Linked DNA regions of Homo sapiens: region 2 is linked to region 1. Evidence: read pairs that join two places in POLR2A ChIA-PET (ENCODE). Cell type or tissue: PC-3. All regions are shown on one strand. Links, peaks and the distances in the headings refer to the core of each region. The heading gives the core; the rest is flanking DNA. Region 1 has its middle 27 kb from the start of REEP3. Region 2 overlaps JMJD1C (jumonji domain containing 1C).

Evidence for each region. ChIA-PET counts read pairs that join two places held together with the same protein. Peaks named below come from ENCODE experiments on the same cell type or tissue, not always from the same donor. Only the 100,000 strongest peaks of a DNase experiment are listed, where the experiment ranks them.
Region 2: POLR2A ChIA-PET joins it to region 1 with 5 read pairs; 3 of 35 experiments call an interaction of 5 or more read pairs at or near these places.

What each region holds. Positions count from the first base shown.
Region 1 is chr10:63,490,726-63,499,067 of GRCh38, forward strand. It overlaps a transcript of JMJD1C not described here. Among named protein-coding and RNA genes, the nearest start is that of REEP3, 27 kb to the right of the region's middle. In PC-3, for the core only: no CTCF peak of the experiment used is centred there; DNase peaks (open chromatin) are centred at 1,056 and 1,696; H3K4me3 peaks cover 415 bases; H3K27ac peaks cover 2,761 bases.
Region 2 is chr10:63,410,066-63,418,407 of GRCh38, forward strand. All of the region lies in intron 1 of JMJD1C (jumonji domain containing 1C), which reads right to left. Among named protein-coding and RNA genes, the nearest start is that of JMJD1C-AS2, 16 kb to the right of the region's middle. In PC-3, for the core only: no CTCF peak of the experiment used is centred there; DNase peaks (open chromatin) are centred at 4,606 and 4,996; H3K4me3 peaks cover 1,710 bases; H3K27ac peaks cover 2,188 bases.

The sequences.
Region 1 (8,342 bases), core at 272-8,271:
TGCTTGCTTATTAACTGTCTTGTTCACAAGAGTGAATGAAAGCTTCTTGAGGGCAGGAACTCAAGAAGGGCAGGAACTTTGTTTTGTTTAATCACCAACTTCCAATATAAGCATTCAATAAACATCTGTTGAATGCATGAATAAATAAAGGAGGCATTAATAACAATAGTGATGACAAAAATAACAGTTAACATTTACTGAGCACCTACCATGCACGAAGCACGCTAATGAGCAATCTATAGATAGCTCATTTAATCCATGCAACAACTCTATGTGCTAAGTACTAGTTTACTAACCTTAGAAATAAGAAAACTGAGATGACGAATTGTTGTATCTTGCCCTGTGGTCACACAATTTAGTGTGTGGGCAAGATAATCAAGGTAATCTCTTCAAGGTGGCCTAAAAGTTGGCAAAGAATGAAGATGGCAGATGGAGAAAACAGAAATAGTTATTTTACTTAACTTCTCTGCTTCCAACTTTTCTATTACCTTCCTCATCTCATTTTACTATTATAACTTTTCTTTTTCATCACCCCCTCCCCCAGTTATTCTTAACTACTGACTCTTTTCTCCTTGCCACTTGATCTGATTCAAAATAATTTCATGGGGTATCTTAATATTTACATGTAATATTTTAATATAAAACAATTAGTATTCAATAAGATATTACATAAAGACCCACAATTTTATTTTATAGTAAGATGGAATCTGCACCAGTAACTCTTGATCCCCCTTCCTTTCTTGCATAATGACTCGCATAAGGCAGTCAGCTTACTTGTGGACTGTTTTAAATAAAAAGAAAATGAAGAAAAGGAAAATCTTCCTCCTCTTTCCTTTCTATCTCCTAAGAAGGTGGATAAGAGTATAAAATACTACCCAAGCCTATCTTTAAGAGCCCTTCTTTATTGTGTCTGAAAATTTGCTTTGGAGTATGAAATTTTAATTATGCCTTGGTATTGCTCAATTTCATACTGTTATGACACAATCCCTCCTAGTTCTTCCCATAACAGCTTATAGCTACAACCCCCCTCCAGGGAAAAAGCAGGTTTGGGCTCCTCACTCTTTCCAGACAAACAAGGCAACTTTCAGAGAGCTTTCTAAGCAGTTGAATCAGATAGCTACTACAACACTTCTAGTGGAGTCCCAAGAGGAAATTTTCTTGCCAACTTCAGAAACAGCTATTTGTCAGCACAAAACAGAATTCATTCTAAACTAAGAGGGGCAGAGCGGGGGGAATGCAACCTAGCAGAAATTCCTTTTCCTTACAGAGAAACTTTTCCTTTAAACAACATATAGAGTAAATTATAACTTTTTCTTTCTTCTTTCTCTCTCTCTCTTTCGAGACTTTGTCACCCAGGCTGGAGTAAAGCGTGATCTCGGCTCTCTGCACCCTCGACCTCCTGGGCTCAAGGGATCCTCCCGCCTCAGCCCCGGAAGCAGCTGGGACTACAGGCCCATGCCACCATGCCTGGATAATTTTTTGTATTTTTTGTAGAGACAGTGTTTCACCATGTTGCCCAGGCTGGCACTTTTTCTTTCAAAGTCAAGCGGAAACTCCAAATAAAAAGATTCCTTCTGATATGAACAAAGTTTGATGAAATTAATCATGGGAAGAAAAATTTTAGCCTACAATAAAGATTTAAAAGATTATAAAGAAATGGCCAGGCACAGTGACTCACGCCTGTAATCCCAGCACTTTGGGAGGCCAAGGTTGGTGGATCACTTGAGGTCAGGGGTTTAAGACCAGCCTGGCCAACATGACAAAACCCTGTCTCTAATAAAAATACAAAAATTAGCTGGGCGTGGTGGCGTGGTGGCGTGGGCCTGTAGTCACAGCTACTCGGGACTCTGAGGCATGAGAACCACCTGAACCCAGGAGACAGAGGTGGCAGTAAGCCAAGATTGCGAACACTGCACTCCAGCCTGGCTGACAGAGTGAGGCTCTGTCTCAAAACAATATAAAATAAAATAAAATAAAAATAAAAGATTATTTTTAAAAAGCACATTAATAAAAATAATCACTAAAAATATAAGAAAAAGGGAAAAGAAAACAAATTACACTTTTTAATATGCCAATCTCAAAGTGGCAAGTTCAAAGTGTGGATGCAGGTCAAAGCAACTGAACATAATTCAGACAAATAACCCACTACAGTTTTGTCTGAATAACCCCAACATGAACTTAAAGTCTACACTCTTAGCTGTGAGGTACTAACTGAAATATGAGTCTAGATAACTGTCACATATATCTTCAAGGTAAGTATCAGGTGAAAGTGTTAGCTTAAGGGGGAGAAATAGAAGGATGATTTTCAATTGCCTGAATTTCTTTCTTTCTTTCCGTTTCTCTCCTATGTTAACCTTTCCATTATCTTTTTTCAACACCATTCGTAATTCAAGCAAAATCACTGAGTATGGAGACTTAACAAAATAATGTATTCATAGCAAAAAGATATTCCTACAATCTAAATCAACATATATGTAAGAATCACAGGCTATTTTTAAGTAGATGGGAACAAAACTGTTATTTCTTTTTTTTTTTTTTTTTTTTTTTTTTTTTGAGATGGAGTTTCACTCTTGTTGCCCAGGCTGGAGTGCAGTGGCATGATCTAGGCTCACTGAAACCTCCACCTCCTTGGTTCAAGCGATTCTCCTGCCTCTGCCTCATGACTCCTGCCTCCGCCTCATGAGTAGCTGCGATTATAGGCGTCAGCCACCACGCCCTGCTAATTTTTGTATTTTTAATAGAGACAGGGTTTCACCATGTTGTCTAGGCTAGTCTCAAACTCCTGACCTCAGGTGAACCGCCTGACTTGGCCTCCCAAAGTGCTGGGATTACAGGCGTGAGCCACCACCCCCAGCCTAATTCATATTTTTATAATAAAATTTTAAATCTGTTAATTACAGGCGTGAGCCACCACACCCGGCTAATTCCTAATTTTTGAAAGTACATATTATTAGATAATAAATTCAACAGCACCTAAAACAGAAGCATAAATGTTCTCTTTTTGAACATAAATTAATTTAGGGATTAGCCATTTTCACAGAGCAGATGAGTAGCCACTTTACAAATGGAGGGAATAAACTCATATAAAGTTAGAAAGGAACTGGGAAAATAACAAAGCTCTCAAATAACTCTAAGAATGTTTTCTTTCCAATCCAGATCTCTGATCACATTTTTTAAAAAGAAGGAAAAAAATAAAAACAAAGAGAGAGAGAAACCATGGAGTCTTTTCTTCCCGTAGCTGGCAGGAAGTAGGGTATATGATTTCTATGTAGCCTGACTCAGAATACTTTTCAAAGTTTGGAAAGTTGGGCCTGGTGGCTCATGCCTATAATCCCAGCACTTTGGAAGGCCGAGGCGGGCGGATCACCTGAGGTCAGGAGATCGAGACCAGCCTGACCAACACGGAGAAACCCCATCTCTACTAAAAATACAAAAGTTAGCCGGGCAAGGTGGCACATGCCTGTAATCCCAGCTACTTGGGAAGCTGAGGCAGGAGAATCACTTGAACCCGGGAGGCAGAGGTTGCGGTGAGCTGAGATTGCGCCACTGCACTCCAGCCTGGGCAACATAAACGAAACTCCGTCTCAAAAAAAAAAAAAAGTTTGGAAAGTTATTAATCTATAGCAAAGAGTTATAAAGCTTCATTATTAAATAAGTTTCTAGGTTCAAAAAGTGCTGCATATCATTTAAGTTAAAAATGTCATCATATTGTGTATATTAGAAAGCAAAGATATTTAAATTAACTTCTTTTTATATTATGGGAAGAAATTAGAACATGGTAATAAATAAGTAAAAAAAATATTTTTAAGATTTCACTAGCCAATCATGAGTAAAAGTTTTAAATTGTCTTCTTTGATTGTGATTTGGCAGTATCCATAAGAAAAACTTAATGCATATATACTCTTTAAGCAATTTCCCTTTTAGAAATCTTGTCCTATCAAAATACATGGACAAATGCACAAAAGTACACACATAGTAATATTCCTTGCAGTATTGTTATTGTATTATTACTGACAGAGAAAAACCTAAAGAGAAGCAAAATGTACGCTGACAAATATCATAAATTTATTGATGAGGAAACTGAGGCTCACACTGGTCAGGTCACTAATACAGAGAGAAAGGCATACCACAATATGATCTGAATAGGCTCCTCTCAAAAGTACCTTCACTTTATTCCTCAAAGCTGAGGTCAAGTACCTTGAGGAAGCCCTCCTTGATGTCCCACTTCCCTCTGTATGTGAGAAGACCCTCCTATAAGCTTCCATACAAAAGTCAAACAATTTAGTATTTATAATGCTGTACTTTAATTAACAAAGACAGTGACTATGTTTTATATCTATTCCTCCAAGTGCTAAGCACAGTGTTAGCGCATTTTTTTTTTTTAACTTCTTTCTTCATTGAAAAGCTAAGCAACAATGAATGCCTCGGGCACAAAGAATGTGGTCTCTACATACCATTTCTCACTCAAAGGAACCAATGTTCTTTGTGAAAACAGTTGATTCCAGGTCTGGGTCAGGACATATATGAGATAATCCTGGGATTATCTCAAAAAAAAAAGGAAGCTAGCAAAGACTGCTAAGGTAAGATATAGGAGCCAATCTGGAGACTTTCACTGGCCAATGTATCAATAAGGAGACTAACGAACTGAAATATCAAATATTTTTTAAACCCAAGAATTCATAAAAAAAAAAAAAGACTAAAAACAATTCATTCATCAACTTTGGAAGACTCTAAGGAAACAGTTCATTAGTTTGAAAATTGATAGGCTGCGAGTGGTGGCTCACGCCTGTAATCCCAGCACTTTGGGAAGCCGAGGCGGGCAGATCACCTGAGGTCAGGAGTTCGAGACCAGCCTGGCCAACATGGTGAAACCCCCGTCTCTACTAAAAATACAAAAATTACTGGGGTGTGGTGGCAGGCACCTGTAATCCCAGCTACGTGGGAGGCTGAGACAGGTGGGAGGCGGAGGTTGCAGTGAGCCGAGATCGCACCATTGCACTCCAGCCTCAAAAAAAACAACTCCTAACTCAAAAAAAAAAAAAAGAAGAAGAAAATTGAGAAAGGGAAAGAATGAAGCATTTATCCTTCCTTTACTATTTAAAGTATACCTCAGTGTAACAAAAAGTGAGCAGAGGAAAAGTTCTTTATTTCAAAATATTTTAGCAATTAAAGAAGAAATTATATTTTTAAAAAAGGATATCAACATCTTTCAACCCTTAATGGATCTAAGCAATGACCACCAATTGCTACTAACAGACATTATGTTCCTCTGATGGATATACACAATATCACTTGTGAGGCAATTGCACTAAAAAAAAAAAAAATTAAAAAAAAAAAAACCTCAAACCTAAATATGATCAAGCCTCTAAATCCAACCACTCATTTGTAGGAAACATAGGAAAAGAAGAACATGTCAAATGACACCACAGGTATGTAATCAGCAAAATCAAGACTGAGGAAAACTACAGGATAAATAACTTATTTTTTTCAGCCAAAAAAGTACAAGAAAATAAGAGAAAGAGAACAGAGGACAGAGAAGGGGGAGAAGACAGAAGAAACTTTAGAAACTTAAAAAATTTAAGACCAGCATACTATGCAGACTTTATTTTGATCTCAACTTGAACTATTTTTAAAAAGAGAAAAAAAAATAAGATAATTGGGGAAATATAGAAACTACCTAGGGGTAGCTCTCCTCTTCCAAGTCATCCCCCACAATAACACACATAATATGATCTCTGCCTTGTTCCCCACTCTCTTCTTCTTCCAAAGGTCTCTGGTTTATTTCTAAATATTTGCAGACTGTGGGAGAGTCCCTTGAATTCAGAGACATGGAGCTCCACTAACCTCACTCCATGCCACTTGAGTCTTCTTCAGCTTTCCTCCACAAGTTTCATTACTTCTTCTGAGCTGTGATAGCCTCAGTTTCTGTCCCAAATCATTTGTGTCTCCTTCTACAAATGAAGACTATATATGACCCCACCTAATGCCATGTGATTTTCAGTGCCTACCTATAGTCAGTTTATATTTCCCTGCTCAATTCTTAGGTTTGGTCATATCACTTGCCTAGACCAGTGAAATGTGACCAGAAACGTGACATATGTCAGTTCTGAGCAAAGGCTTTAAATGCATGTTTCCACTAGTTCTGTTGCTTTTTCCTTTGGTTATAATAAGAACAAGATGTCCCAAAGAAGGGTGTTTCCTTAGTCTGAATACTGGATGAAAAGAGAGGTAAGACAGAGCCCCAGCCAATTATAACATGTAACATATGAAAGAAACAAACCTTTGTTATTGTACATGTTATCCGAACATGTTAGTGCAGCATAACCTGGCAAAAATACATGAGGATAAAAAGAGAATGAGAGAAATGTTATATTATTCACAGAAGATTTTTTCCAAAAGTAGCACCCAACTTCTTTTCCTTTAGAACTTGATTAATCTTAGTTTACTTAAAAAAAAAACACCCAAAAGAAATGAAAACATATGGCTACAAATATTTGTACATATATGTTCACAGCAGCATTATTCGTAACAGCCAAAAAGTGGAAACAACCCAAATATCCATCAACTGATGATATAAAATGTTTATGTATACAATGGACTATTATTCAGTAATAAAATGAAGTACCAATAAATGCTACAACTTTTTGCAATGTGAAAGAAGCCAGTCACAAAAGACCACATATTATATGATTCCATTTATATGAAATGTCCAGAACAGGCAAATCTATAGAGACAGAAGGATATTAGCGTTTGCCTCAGCCAGATGGGTTGAAGGAAATGGGAAGTGACTGCTAAAAGACAGTTTCTTTCAGGGCTGATGAAGAATTTCAAATTGTGGTAATGGTTGCACAGCTCTGTGAACATGCTAAAAACCATACAACTGTGTACTTTAATTGGGTGAATTACATGGTATGTGAATTATGCCTCAATAAAGCTATTATTTTAAAAGTCTATGAATGAATGGTTTTAGAAAGTTAAGAAAACTGTAAAGGAAGTAACAAGTCAATTTTCTGCTCTAAAGTTGTTCAAGCTTTCTTTGCAAACTGGGAGTAACGACCTCCCTAAAAAACCCTAAGTACCTGGGAAAGTGGAGGCGCAAGTAGCAAACTTTAGAGAAAACATCAGAATAAAAGCTCAGATAAATTTTGCTTGAAAACGGATTCCAAACATAACCTTCAGATGAGGTGGAATAAAAAAATCAAATCCTTCAGAAAACAAAGAAAAGATAATGCAAAAACCTTTGTTAAATGTCAAAGCAACCAATCACTATGAGTTGTGCAGTGAAGTTATACTTCATGGAGAGATGAAGAAGATACCTATCAAAGAGTGATACGGTCTCTGTAATAAAAATATCACGAGCATATACTACAGCAATGAAATCAAGAGTCAGATACTGACAGTTTTTCCTCAATAAGTAAATAACATGACTAAAAAATAGCAAGTCACTGATCTAATGAAAACAAAGAATGGAGACCAAAGGGCAGTAAGTTTGAGGATGGGAGCAAATCATGTAGTCTGCATAAGAAGATGAATTATCAACATGCTGTACAGTTGTAAAAGTGACCATTCTCTGCCTTTAATATTCTATTCTCATCAGCAAGAAACAAGGGGCTTCAGATAAGCTTTACATATTTGAAAACAATCCCTTATCTGATTACTATTAAAATGTTTTATTTTTGCCCCTAGTGAAAAAAAGCTTCTACTTTCACATTTTCCACTTCCAAAACATGTAACATTTTTTAACCTTCCTGAAGAATGTTAAATTATATTTAATTTTGTCTTTCCTTAACTAAACAATGTCATCACTTTAAATATCATTACTATATAGCAAGGCCCTCAGGAGTTAATGAGGTAAAAGTGTGGGGCCCCGACCCTACACCCCCTACCAAAAAACCTGGAAAATGTAGTGCCAAATTATGAAACCTGAATAAAAACAGACTAAAAAGAGATATATCACTCAAGTTTTCTAGGACTCCTATTTTTTTTTTATTGTGGTAAGACCACTTAATATGAGATCTACCTTCTTAACAAATGTTTAAGTATACAGTACAGTGTTATTGTTAACTAACTATAACACAGTGTTACACAGATCTCTAGAACTTGTTTATCTTGCATAACTGAATCTTTACGTCCATTGAGCAACAACTCTCTGAAATTCCACCTCCCATGAGCCCCTGGGAACTACCATTCTACCCTCTGCTACTATGACTTTGATTATTGTAGATTCTTCTTATCACTAAAATCATACAGTATTTGACCTTGTAATTAGCTTATTTCACTGACACAGTGTCCTCAAAGTTCATCCATGTTGTCATACATGACAGTATTTCCTTCTTTTTCTA
Region 2 (8,342 bases), core at 55-8,054, 81 kb before region 1:
TAAAAGATCTCACTGCCCCTTCCTAAATGCCAGGAAGCACTGTCGAATATCTATCACAGAAAACTAACGACAAGCAGACCCTAGGTATTCCTACTTTAAAATATTGTAACCATTTATAAATGACCCCACAATACATACAGTGACATATAACATATTATTTCACCAAGGCACAAATTTAATCACATATATTGCATGGCTTTTGTGTACAGGAAATAGTTGGTGAACTATTCATCCACAGTTCAAAACATCTATGGATTTCTCCTAAATCTCATCTTTTTGTGATCTCTACTTAGTCTAACATGATCTACTATTTCTAAAGTTAACAAAATGTAACAGAAAAGGTTACTGTTAATACTGTGAAGGAAATGAAGAGTGAGTGAGGTGAAAGAAAGTGATAATATCTATAAATGTCAGGACCACTGCTAATACCAAGCTGTCATATGAAGAACTGGAAAAACCTTCCATAAGAATCCAGAGACATAATTATTAATGACAGAGCCAGGACCAGAAATCAGTCCTAACTTCTAAGCAAATAAACTTTCCAGCATACCTTATTACCCTTTCCTTGAGTTAGCATCTTCTTTTTAAAGACAAAAAATATACTGAGCCCAAACCAGTAATTTTATGTATGTTTTTATTATATATTTTATTATAATACTCTATTTTGGTTTTCATAATACCCCACACTACACTAACTGTTCCAAATTACTTCTTTCTAGGCCCAAGAGAACTCCAGAGCTCTAATGGAGAAAAGTAGATAAGAGCCGTATCTTCCAACAGCAAACAATCCTAAGCATTTTCAGGTCTTAAGCACTAATCAACTTTCAGTCAACATTAAAACTACTTTTCACTGTTGAAACCATGGAGAAAGACAAGTAAATCTTGTTACTAATCAGTCTATGTCCCATTTAATGAAGAAGTTTTGGACTTTTGGTCCTCAGAGCAATGAAAGAATAAACTTCTGTTGTTTCCATCCACCAAATTTGTTGTGATGTTATGGCAGCCCTAGGAATCTAATATATTAAGTTTCACAGATATTATACTGAGTGTAAAAAGCCACTGAATGATTCCAGTTATATTAAGTTCAACAACAGGAAAATCTCATCTTTGGTGATAGAACTGAGATCAGTGGAACAGAGGGGCGGTATAGACTGGGTAGAGGTACCAGGTTAACTACAGTGAGTGAGAAACATGGTAGTTACATGAGTAGATACAAATGTGTCACTGATTTTTTTTTTTTTTTTTTTTTTTGAGACGGAGTCTCGCTCTTGTCACCCAGGCTGGAGTAGGTGGCCCAATCTTGGCTCACTGCAACCTCCGCCTCCCGGGGTCAAGCGATTCTCCTGCCTCAGCCTCCTGAATAGCTGGGATTACAGGTGCCCACCACCATGTCCGGCTAATTTTTGTACTTTTAGTAGAAACGAGTTTTCACCATGTTGGTCAGGCTGGTCTCGAACTCCTGACCTCAGGTGATCCGCCTGCCTGGGCCTCCCAGAGTGCTGGGATTACAGGCGTGAGCCACCACACTCGGCCTGATTTTTTTTTTTTTTTTTTTGAGGCGGAGTGTTACTCTGTTGTCCAGGCTGGAGTGCAGTGGCACAACTTTGGCTCACTGTAACCTCCAACTCCTGGGTTCAAGTGATTCTCCTGCCTCAGCCTCCTAAGTAGCTGGGACTACAGGTGCGTGCCACCATGCCCAGCTAAGTTTTTGTATTTTTAGTAGAGACAGGGTTTCACCATGTTAGCCAGTATGGCCTCGATCTCCTGACCTCATGATCCCACCTACCTTGGCCTCCCAAAGTGCTGGGATTACAGGCGTAAGCCACAGCGCCTGGCCCAATTTTTTTTTTTTTTTTTTTTTTTAAATAGAGACAAGATCTTGGCCATGTTGCCCAGACTGCTCTTGAACTCCTGAGAACTCCTGAGCTCCAGCTATTTGCCCACCTCAGCCTCCCAAAGTGCTGGGATTACAGGCTTGAACCACCATGCCCAGCCAAAAATGTGTTTTTTAAAAACATGAAGAGCTATGTACAACTGACCCTGGAACAATTCAGGGGTTGGGACTGAGGACAGCCCGCCCAGTCGAAAAGCTGAATGTAATTTTTGACTCCCCATAAAATTAACTGGTAATAGCCTACTGTTGACCGGAAGTCTTAACAATGACATAAAGTCAATTAACAAATATTTTGTATGTCTATTATATACTGTATTCTTACAGTAAAGTAAGCTAGAGAAGTTATTATGAGCAAGAGAAAATACATTTACAGTACTGTACTTATTGATTCCTAAATTTCTGTTCTATGGTATCATTCGAAGTTTGCGAGATTGCACTAAACAACATTAAAAATTATGCAAGGACTGCGAGAGATCATTTCTTATTGCAATATGGTATTTAGTGGAGAGGTCAACTACTCACATGGAGATGTCAGCATCACACTGAGTTTTAAGCAGACATTCGCAACATTTGAGTTCAACACAGTAAAAACAGGAGGTGGCTAAAAACCTATCACAGCATGTACTAAAGTTAATTTTATGTAGTTATGAGTTAATACTGCATCTTTATGTTTGTTTATATTTCTCTCTACTGTAAATAGTGCCATGTCACGTCTCTGTGTGGGTAAAGTTCTGATATTTTAACTTTTTAAATAGATTTGTGTATATTTTATGGTAGCAAATGATAAAACTAAGATGTACATATATTTTATGCATTTATGACATACCTAACATTTTCTAAATTTTTAAAAATATTTCTAGGCTACATGGTTCATCTATGAGTTTTTTCAAATTGCTGCAAATCTCTAAAATATTTTGCAATATATTTATTTAAAAGTATCTGCATATAAATTGACTCTCAAAGTTCAAACCCACATTGTTCAAGTGTCAACTGCACAGAAGAATAGTGTATACGAGGGATGATATTGATTTAATTAAAATAAATAAGAAAAAGCCGAAACACAAAAATAGAGTATATCAAAACAATACCACAAAGTAGTTGCTAAATAAATTCCTATTGAAAGACTAAGCAGTTCAGTGTTACCTTAAGACAAGCCATTTTAATCAGGCAGACAAAGATATACAACACAATTTATAAATTTTAGAATGGTCTCATCTACAAAAGCGTATGTATATGTGTGTTATCTCTTAAAGAGGTAACAGGAAAAGAGGTCAAAGACAAGCAACCTTCATTATTTTGATGAGACAGAACTGTTTGGACTTTACCTGGTCTGCTGTTGAGTATCAAAAGAGGTTATTACTCTCTTTATGTTTTGCTACCTTAAATATATGGTATTCATGATAAATTTACCTCTGTTAAATAACATTCTTAAAATTTATGACATATTATAGTTTAATATGTGTAGATTTTAAGACAGGTTTTCTGAGCAGAATTACAAAATAGAGACATAATCTCATATTGGAGGAAAATTGTGGGCAACTACTGGGAAGGAGGAAGTCTTAGATTTATTCAGTAAAATAGTTTGCTAAACTTCTTTCTGGTGGGGGAAAGATTCTTCATAGCTATCTTATGCTGCCAGGTAACTTTTCTTCCGTTTAGCTGAGACAAAAAACGGTTATCAAGCGATAAGATAATGAAAAAGTATTTTTTTCCTTGATAAGAAATACTAGAAATCTAAATAAAGCAAATATTTTAACTTTAGGAAGTATTTTAACTTTTCTCCCTGGATTTTTCTGTCAATTCAGATTATAAGCTGAATGAAAGAGTCAAAAATGTTTGTGGTAAAAATTAGAGAATTTCAAAATTGCTAACACTGAAAAATACCAGATAAACCAAAGATAAAAGGTTCCTTGATTCTATTTAAATGTGAAAAAGAACCATAGTGAAGAGTAACTGATACTGAAAGAATGAAAAATACCTACTTTTACAAAGACATTTGGATTTCTTAAAAGTATGCTATCAATACTTTTTTTTTTTTTTTTTTTGACACGGAGTCTTGCACTGTCGACCAGGCTGGAGTGCAGTGGTGCGATCTTGGCTCACTGCAAGCCCCACCTCCTGGGTTCATGCCATTCTCCTGCCTCAGCCTCCCGAGTAGCTGGGACTGCAGGTGTCCGCCAACACGCCCAGCTAATTTTTTGTATTTTTAGTACAGACAGGGTTTTACTGTGTTAACCAGGATGGTCTCGATCTCCTGACCTCGTGATCTGCCTGCCTCGGCCTCCCAAAGTGCTGGGATCACAGGCATGAGCCACGCACCCAGCCAATACTGTGTATTTTCTAGTATTAAACACTAAGAAAACTGAATCTACTAAACATTCTTAGTAAACAGTTTCTCTTTTTTTAACCTTAAAATGTATATTTTAGTCTGTGTATTATATATTCTCATTTAAAAATATCAATTTAGAGATCTCAAGTCTAACCAGAATCACCATAAGGCCAGAGTTTGTTCCCCGTAATTTTCTCAACTCTCATAATGTGAGCACCGTGCTCAAAAGGTAACTGTGATTCCAGTTACTGACATACAAGAAAAATCGAGATGCAAGAAAATCAGCCTATCAAAATATATATTAAAAATTTATTCTGCTCCGGGCACAGTAGATGATGCCTGTAATCCCAACACTTTGGGAGGCTGAGGAGGGTGAATCACTTGAGGTCAGGAATTCAAGACCAGCCTGGCCAACATGGTGAAACTTCATCTTTCTTTGCTAAAAATAACAACAACAACAACAACAAAACTCACCGGTTGTGGTGGCAGGTGCCTGTAGACCCAGCTACTCGGGTGGCTGAGACAGGAGAATCACTTGAACCCAGGAGGCAGAGGCTGCAGTGAGCTGAGATCAGGCCACTGCACTCCAGCCTGGGCGATACAGCAAGACTCTATCTCAAAAAAAAAAAAAAATTATTCCAACACTAGAGAAAAAAAAAAAACTGTCCTGGATGAACTGACAAACAATAGGTTGGTATTCCCAACAAGGCCTTAAAAGTGAACTGAATTTAAGTGCATTTTTGCTTTATGTGCTGTGCCAACTTTGCAATTTAATCCTCTTCAGGATACAACTCCACTGACTCTGGAAGTGACTAAATGTTAACAGTATGACTTTGTGTAAACATATAGTTACTTAGAAAACCCCACTTAAGAATAAAATTTTTCCTTATATAAAATGACTTTACTATTAATATATAATATCACAGGTACTACGTATCAGATATACCTCATTATGATTAAATCTTTAAATTTTAGTGTCATTATTCATTTAAAAGCTGCCAGTTTACTAAATTATATAACCCTTCTCCATCTAATAAAACCTTATCAGAAAGTACCAATATGAAAGATTAACTATTATGTGATATTAATAAACAGTTATCAATTATGCTTCCTTCAAAGCTTTTATATATCAAAATATGAAACTAGTTCTCACTTGTAATATAACTGGTATTACAAACCATTAGTTCAATTCATGTGGATTCAGCAAAACTTTATTATAGGTGTTTGATTTTTAAATTTTAATTTAGCATATTCTTAGAACTACTGATACTGAACATGACCTTTAAAAAAATCTTTTTATTTTTGTAAGGTGATAGGTACACACAGCCAAAACTTTCAATCATAATCCTCTGGAAGAACTAATTCAGTATATAAACCTAAGACATACAAAACAGTTACAAAACTGTAAAATGAAACTATGTAAGATCATGTTCCTTAAATTTTCCTTAAAATCGTCTCATAACCTAACACAATGAAAAACAACTGCAATGCCCTACAGAAAATAAGCACCTGCAGAAAAAGATACAGTCTGGCAACTGCTGATACTATCAATTCATCACTTCATTCTTAAACATTAAGGCAACTCCTTCCCCTTCCTGTACGCTCAATCCATGAAGTTGAAGAAAACAGAGCTTACAGTGTTTTTGCTGAACTCCCACAACTACACAGCTGAACCCCCACAACTACACAGCTGAACCCATTTCATTCTCTAAAGAAATACTGTCCTTCAGAGAAGAGGCTTTAAAGTGGATTCATGCAGTATCCTGCCCTTAGCGAGAAGTTCCAGATAGGATAACTTCTCTGTGATGCATTTAACCCCTATCAAAAAGCCTCTATTAAAAAATAAAAAAGCCAACCAAAGACGATACTTGCGATTAAATAACACTAAAATAAGAGAAACTTATAACAGTGTTTAAATTGTTATACATGATCATGGAAAACATGATCATGGAAAAAATAACACACATCAAACCCTAATAACAATTAACTACATAGCCGAAGACATTTTAAATCTCAAAGTAACACATAATTCACAAAACAATCAGCATTTATCTTAGTTTTTTTTTTTTAATAATAAACATTTAAAAGTCAGCTGAATTGCAATCCGTAATTGCAGGAAAAATCTATCTCATTTTATGCATGTTTTTCAATGTATTCTTAATATTTTAGAGAGCATGTGATATTATAAAAAAATAATTTAAACATTTCTTTGGCATGTTACTAAAGCATGAAAGGCCTGTCAAGTAACAAGGGGAAAACTGTCTTTTTGGCTGATCATGCTGTGCTGGCAATTTCTCAAACATCTGCTAAAGGTCAGATTTCCACTGCATGGAACCAATCAATGGAATTATACAATTCTCCTACCACTTTAAGAAGCTAAACAAAGAACACTATTTTACATAAGTAATGAAATATAACTTAGCTTTGTAATAAATTGTAGCAAAGCCACCCCCTTATCACAGAATTCACACATTTTAAAAATGCTTACAAAATTCTATTTGCTAAATTTTAACCTGTTTACTGTATTCATCAAATATGTATACAAAACTCTAATTTTCCTTTGGTAAAAACTAAACAATTGATTTTTCAATTTCACACTGCAAAAAGTGCTGCATGTTCAAATAAAATTTTAAGGATGATTTTAACAATAAATATTTATCATTTACTAGTCTGAAAACATCTAACAGTGGGTCACTAAGAATACAGAATCACTTTGCAACTAATTCACATTACTAGGTGACTGAGTTTACACAAGAAGTTACATTGTTAAAACTAAACTTGTCACAGGATCATACTGATTTCTCTGTGATCAAAGTCACTGACGGCACCTACTTTGAAAAAATTTTTTACCCAAACCATCTTGAAAATATTTCACAGCCTACAACTCAGGAAACTTGCCCAATTATTTAAACAAGTAATTGAATGCAACCGGTTATCAAAGAATTGGAAGTTAAATATGTTAAGAAGCATGCTCAATGTACATACATAGATGACGTACTACTATATTGGGTTTTTAAAAGCAGAAATTAAATTAAAGCTCAACTTAAAATGCTTTTTCCTTCAAAGTACCACCCTATGTAGTTAAATACTCAAATTGCTACCAAACTTTTAGTATGTATATTATGGCTATAAAGTGATGATAAAGATTTAAAATATGCCCCTTTTTATAAGCCTGCCCAATTACAAATGAACAATTTTAAATTCTGGATTAAAACACTTTGCCCAATGGCCCTCATAAAATTAGTGGGCAAAATCTGAAAAATCAAGTGACTACACAGACTTGTTAAAAAGCTTAATGTTAACATTTTGATAACACAGTAATCTTGTGCCTCATTTAAAAATATGGTGAAACTGACTAGGAAATGGATGGATACAACTGTCTCTGTGATTATGCTATATTCTACAGAAGTTCCATCATATTGTATATGTTAAATATTTCCTTCCAAACAATGAAAAAATAGAGAATTTACTTCTAATGAAACTTGTATTAAGAAAGTTAGGTCCTAAACAATCCACTCCCTTAAGGAACACTGCAAGGCAACTGGAATAAGCCAGTTATTGTCAACAATTAGACTGGTATCATTTTCCTGTGTAACATAGACAAGTTTTTATTTTTCAACGAACTCAACTATTTCAGGTCATAATTTTGCTCTAATAAACCTAATGACTTTATAGAGGCTTAAAACTTAATTCTAAAGAAAGATCAACATTGAGACTGCATTAAATATTTTCCAAAAATATTCTCATCATAGAAAGATAAATAACCTTTAGCTTTTAAGGGGCCTAAATCAAAATCATATTCTGTTTTATTGTGTTACAGCAGTAGCTCAATAATTTAGGTATGCATCAGAACCTAATTGAGGGCTTTTAAAGCAAACTGCTTAGCCATACTACTATAGTTTCTCATTCAGAAGATCTGAGGCAGGATCAGATAATTTGCATTTCAAACAAAATCCCAAGTAATGCCAATGCTACCTGGTCTGGGGACCACACTTTAAAAATTACCATACTATAGAATACTTATAAAATGCATCCTGACAAAATATCTCATCTATCCTGCATACAGTTTTGAAATTAATCTTCCCTTTAACCACATTTAAGAGGCACTAAGTGGTTATT